2 separate regions of the Homo sapiens genome follow, and region 2 is linked to region 1. Evidence: chromatin loops called from intact Hi-C (ENCODE). Cell type or tissue: heart left ventricle. All regions are shown on one strand. Each heading gives the region's core, and the rest is flanking DNA. Links, peaks and the distances in the headings are about the cores only. Region 1 has its middle 7.6 kb from the start of PPL. Region 2 overlaps UBN1 (ubinuclein 1).

Region 1 (2,905 bases), core at 274-2,773:
GGAATTTGAGTGGCGCTTCACCATCCCTCCCCTCTCCATTCTCTAGGAGCTGGGCTAGGAGCTCCCATGGCTGTGTGTGTGCGCACATGTGTACACACGTGCACACACCACACGTTTGTGGGCAGGCCGGATGGGGTGGGAGATCCGTTCTCACCCCATGCATCCTCCTCTGGGCAGATGGGATTTGTTTGGATCCGCGAAGCCCTCTCCTGCCAAGTGACTCATCCCCTCTGTTGCCGTGGGTGGAGGGCCAGCCTGCCGGGGTGGGGGAGGGTGCTTGCTTTCCTCGAGTTTGCTCGCACCTTCAGGGCCATTTGTTCCCTGGCAACCAGGCCACCCTCAGCGACCCTGAAACCTGTGTTCCTGCAGCCAGACCAGGCAGCCAGCTCATGGGAGGCCACCAACTTCGGAAGGGTTCCTCACGCCCGCCCTCCTTGTTTGCCATCACTGTTGCCCTAGCAGCTGGAGAGGTGTTTGGGGTATTCGCCTGTGAACCAGTTTGAAACAAGAGGGGCAGCATTCGCCCAGCCCGGGACAGAGGGACATGTGGGATATATCCCGAGCCCTCTCCGAGACAGCCATTCTCCCATCTGTGGCTGTATGCACCCCAACTTGGGGTGCATTTACAAATGCAGATTCCAGGGTCCCTCCCTGGAAGAGATTACGGTTGGGTGAGTCTTGGCAGGGCCGAGAAATCTGCATTTATTTATTTATTAATTATAGAGATGAGGTCTCGCTGTGTTACCCAGGCTGGTCTTGAATGCCTGGGCTCAAGTCAATCTCTTGCCTCAGCCTCCCAAAGTGCTGGGATTACAGGCATGAGCCACCAAGGAATCTGCATTTTTTTTGAGACAGGGTCTGACTCTCTTGCCTAAACTGGAGTGCAGTGGTACAATCTCGGCTCACTGCAACATCCGCCTCCCAAGCTCAAGCAGTTCCCCTGCCTCAGCCTCCTGAGTAGCTGGGATTACAGGCATGCACCACCACACCTGGCTAATTTTTGTATTTTTAGTAGAGATGGGGTTTCACCCTGTTGGCCAGGCTGGTATCAAACTCCTGACCTCAAATGATCCACCAGCCTCAGCCTCCCAAAGTGCTGGGATTATAGGCGTGAGCCACCGCACCCAGCCAGGAATCTGCATTTTAACAAACACCTACTCCGTGGGATGCTGAGGCAGGTGAGTTTGGGGCCACCCTGAGAAACACGGCTGTGAACAGAAACAGATGTTGCAGTAACTCCAGCCCTGGTCTGCCCACAGCCGGGATACACTTACAGGTTTCAGCCTGAAACCTGGGTTTGAAACTTGGCTCCACCTCACACCTTAGCCGTGTGACCTTGGGCAGGTGGCTCTCTTAACCTCTCTAGACCTCAGTTTCCCCATCTGTAAAATTGGGAAGAGCCGGTGGGCAGGGATGTGTGCACAGCCCCTGGCATGAAGGCCCTGCTCCTGTCCCTGCTCCGAGGGGACAGGAGGGGGCTGGCCCAGCTTCACCCCTGTTTTGTAACATGTGTTTACTTTTCTTACAGGACAATTCAAGGAGTGGAAAATTGTGCTGGCCCTCCAGCCCACATGGGCTGACTCACGCTCAGCTCTGGGCTGGGGGCCCTGTGAGCTCCCCACAGTTCTCCTGGGGCCAGAGGGGAGGCCAGGCCCTGGCAGCTGGAGCAGGAGAGGGTCTACGGTGAGTCATGCTCTGCCTGCCCCTGAGTCATCCCCTGAGAATGTGCCTCAGGCCCCTACCCGCCCGGGCCCCCTGGCAGAATGCCACTTCTCCCTGCCTGCCAGGCAGCCCCGCCCTCCTGCCGGCCCAGGGAGCCGCTGCTCCGATGACCGCCTCCTGGCTCTCTCCTGAATGCACCTGTACAGCCCTGTGTGTTATCAAAATATTGAAATAGCTCCCAACCGGTAGTTAAATAGCGGTTGCTCTGAGCCCCTGGCCACCCTGGTTTTTCCCCTCCCCAGCCACTGAGGGGTTAGCCGTGGGCTCAGCAAAGGGTTCTTCGACTCTGCCCCACCCATGGCTGGGGTCCACCGTGACTATGAAAAGCCCATCAGCCCATCTTGCAGATCCAGGTTTTTGGGATTTCAGACACTTCATCTTGAACCCTGGGCCACATTCCTTTTTCTTCTTCTCTTTGAGACAGGGTCTTGCTCTGTCACCAAGGCTGAAGTGCAGTGGCATGATCACAAGTCACTGTAGCCTCAGACTCCTGGGCTCAAGCAATCCTCCCATCTCAGCCTCCTGAGTTGCTAGGACCACAGGGGCGCCACCACGCCTGGCTAATTTAAAAAACTTTTTTGTAGAGTTGGGGTCTCGCTATGTTGTCCAGGCTGGTCTCAAACTCCTGGGCTCAAATGATCCTCCTGCCTCTGCCACCCAAAGTGCTGGGATTATAGGAGTGAGTCACTGCGCCCAGCCCCCGGGGCACTTTCTGACACAACCTGCTACACATCTTGGATCCCACTTGTCAAGCCTGGCCCTAGGCCTCTCAGGGGTGGGTACATCAAGTGAGGAAGTCACACTGTCAGGGCAGAAAGAGGGGCTGGGTGGGGCCGGACAGGCTCTGCTGGCTCAGGATCCCGGCAGGACAGGCTGCCCAACCCAGCCCCAAAACTCCCATCTTCTGTCCAACGCCCAAGCCTGCTTCCTCCCTGCCCCACCTCACCTCACACTGCCCAGACTGGTGGGGCTGCATTTTTGGGGCCGGTGCCAGGTGTGATGGAGGACAGCCCAGGTCAGGAGGTCAGGGCCCCGTTTCCTCCCAAGCCAGGATGACTCAGTGATGGACAGACTAGGCCACAAGGGGCCGAACACAAAGCCAAATTAGGGTTTAGTTTGAAGCCAACCTGGGTTTGAACCCTGGCTCTGCCATGCACCCAGCTGCGGGACTGTGGGCTGGTGG
Region 2 (2,905 bases), core at 156-2,655, 90 kb before region 1:
GGGCGATCTCGGCTCACTGTAACCTCCGCCTCCCGAGTTCAAGTGATTCTCCTGCCTCAACCTCCCGAGTACCTGGGACTGACTACAGGTGCACGCCACCACACCCAGCTAATTTCTGTGTTTTTAGTAGAGATGGCGTTTCACTGTGTTGGCCAGGCTGGTCTCAAACTCCTGGCCTCAAGTGATCTGCCTGCCTTGGCTTCCCAAAGTGCTGGGATTACAAACATGAGCCACTGCACCTAGCCACAACTTGATGGATTTTCATGAACTCAGTACCCCCATGTAACCTGCACGTAGGTCACAAAATATATTTATCAGGACCCCAGAAACCCTCCTTCTGCCCTGCCAGAAGACTACCTCAATACTTATGGGCAACCACTGCCCTGATTTCTAACAGCTTAGATCTGCTTAGATTTGTGGGGTTTTTTTGTTTTTGAGGCAGAGTCTTACTCTGTCGCCCAGGCTGGAGTGCAGTGGCACCATCTTGTCTCAGTGCAACCTCTGCCTCCCGGGTTCACGCCATTCTCCTGCCTCAGCCTCCCGAGTAGCTGGGAGTGCAGGCGTCCGCCACCACGCCCGGCAAATTTTTTGTATTTTTAGTAGAGACAGCGTTTCAATGTGTTAGTCAGGGTGGTCTCGATCTCCTGACCTTGTGATCCACCCACCTTGGCCTCTCAAAGTGCTGGGATTACAGGCATGAGCCACAGCACCTGGCCTCTCTTTTTTGTTGTTGTTGTTGTTTTTTGAGACCAAGTCTCACTCTGTCACCCAGGCTGGAGTGCGGTGATGCAATCTTGGCTCACTGCAACTTCCGCCTCCCAGGTTCAAATGTTTCTCCTGCCTCAGCCTCCCGAGTAGCTAGGATTACGGGTGCCAGCCACCACGCCTGGCTAATTTTTTTTTTTTTTTTTTGTATTTTTAGTAGAGATGGGGTTTTACCATTTTAACCATGTAGGCCATGCTGGTCTCCAACTCCTGACCTCAAGTGATCCACCCACCTCCGCCTCCCAAAGTGTTAGGATTATAGGCGTGAGTCACCGCACCTGGCCGTGTTTTTGTATTTTATGTAGATGGAATTGTATGGTATTTGAGTACCGCCTAGGTGAAAAGCTGTTTTTTTTTTTGAGACAGAGTCTCGCTCTGTCGCCCAGGCTGGCATGCAGTGGTGCAATCTTGGCTCACTGCAAGCTCCGCCTCCTCGGTTCATGCCGTTTTCCTGTCTCAGCCTCTCGAGTAGCTGGGACTACAGGCGCCCGCCACCACGTCTGGTTAATTTTTTGTATTTTTAGTAGAGACAGGGTTCCACCGTGTTAGCCAGGATGGTCTCGATCTCCTGACCTCGTGATCCGCCCGTCTCTGCCTCCCAAAGTGCTGGGATTACAGGCGTGAGCCACCGTGCCTGGCCCGTGAAAAGCATTTTTAAGCACCTGTGTCTGCCTTTGCACTGTGCTAGGCTCTGAGGAAAAGGTAAGTGGGCCCCACACTCGCAGCATTGTGGTCTCTAGCATGTCTCTTAGTGAAATGGGGATGAGGCTGGTAATTGGTTCACAGTTGTCTGAGTGTGGAACGAGAATGAAATCATGTTGTGAATTTTCTAGCAGTATGCCTCAGTGCCAAGTGATCAGTCGGTCTTATTCACAGGTGTGCTGTTCGGAGGGTATTTTTGGTTAGAAGGATTAATCTTTTTTTCCTGAGATTAAAAAAATGTGTTTTCTTGGCCTGGCATAGTGGCTCACACCTGTAATCCCAGCACTTTGGGAGTCTGAGACATGAGGATCACTTGACCACAGGAGTTCAAGACTAGCCTGGGCAACATAGTGAAACTCCATCTGTGCAAAATAATACAGAAATTAGCTGGGCATGATGGTGCATGCCTGAAGTTCCAGCTACTCAGAAAGCTGAGGTGGGAGGATTGCTTGAGCCTGGGAGGTCAAGGTTGCAGTGAGCCGTGATCACACCACCGCACTGGGTGAAAGCAAGACCCTGTGTCAAAAAAAAAAAAAAAAAAAAAAGGCTGGAAGGCCTGGCGCAGTGACTCATGCCTGTAATCCCCACACTTTGGGTGGCCGAGGCAGGCGGATCACTTGATGTCAGGAGTTTGATACCAGCCTGATCAACATGGCAAAAACCCATCTCTACTAAAAATACAAAAATTAGCCGGGTGTGGTAGTGCATGCATGTAATCCCAGCTACTCGGTAGGCTGAGGCAGGATAATTGCTTGAACCCAGGAGGCAGAGATTGCAGTGAGCTGAGATCATGCCACTGTACTCCAGCCTGGGTGATGGCGACTCCATCTCCCCCTACCAAAAAACACCAAACCAAAAAAGAAAAAGTGTTTCCTTGATTGAGATCTGATTGCCTGATTGCCAGAATGGAGGCCTGTGAGTCTGTACCAAGGGTCAGCCTGTTGCATGAGCACCACTGGGCAGAATGACAGAAAGTAATTTCAAATCCCTTTATAATTCCTGTTTCAGGAAAATGGTATCTTCTTCCTTTAGAGGAAGAGACAGGAGCAGGAGTTGGTTAATGTGTTTATTCATGGGTTCAAACCAAATCAGCAGGTCAACTGAAATTAGAACTCCAGTGCTCTGATGTCACCTTTTTGGGGACTACAGATGCCCTTCACCATTGCAGAAAAATGCATGGAGGATACACAGAGAATTTTGATCCAATTCAGAGGATTCAGTCCTGGACTTCGGGTTCAGAACTCCTAAATCGTCGTGGGTCTACTCTGCAGTGTTAAAAATACAATAAAATCAGGCACATTTGTGCAGCAGTTCTTTTAGTGTATAGTCCTTAATAGTATGAAGGCATTGTGCTAGACTCAGAGGACTATAGAAAGTTAGAGAAAACACTGTACCAGCCTCAAAACAAACATCCTATAGATGTTTTGAGAGAATGGTA

Evidence for each region. Peaks named below come from ENCODE experiments on the same cell type or tissue, not always from the same donor. Only the 100,000 strongest peaks of a DNase experiment are listed, where the experiment ranks them.
Region 2: it touches region 1 in a loop (2.4-fold over the local background); 61 of 110 quality-filtered maps call a loop at or near these places.

Annotation. Positions count from the first base shown.
Region 1 is chr16:4,943,283-4,946,187 of GRCh38, forward strand. No RefSeq gene overlaps it. Among named protein-coding and RNA genes, the nearest start is that of PPL, 7.6 kb to the left of the region's middle. RefSeq lists enhancers at 1-101, 102-615, 616-1,129. In heart left ventricle, for the core only: no CTCF peak of the experiment used is centred there; DNase peaks (open chromatin) are centred at 1,759 and 2,712; H3K27ac peaks cover 1,360 bases.
Region 2 is chr16:4,853,617-4,856,521 of GRCh38, forward strand. The region is part of intron 2 of UBN1 (ubinuclein 1); the gene reads left to right. Among named protein-coding and RNA genes, the nearest start is that of UBN1, 7.6 kb to the left of the region's middle. In heart left ventricle, for the core only: no CTCF peak of the experiment used is centred there; no DNase peak of the experiment used is centred there.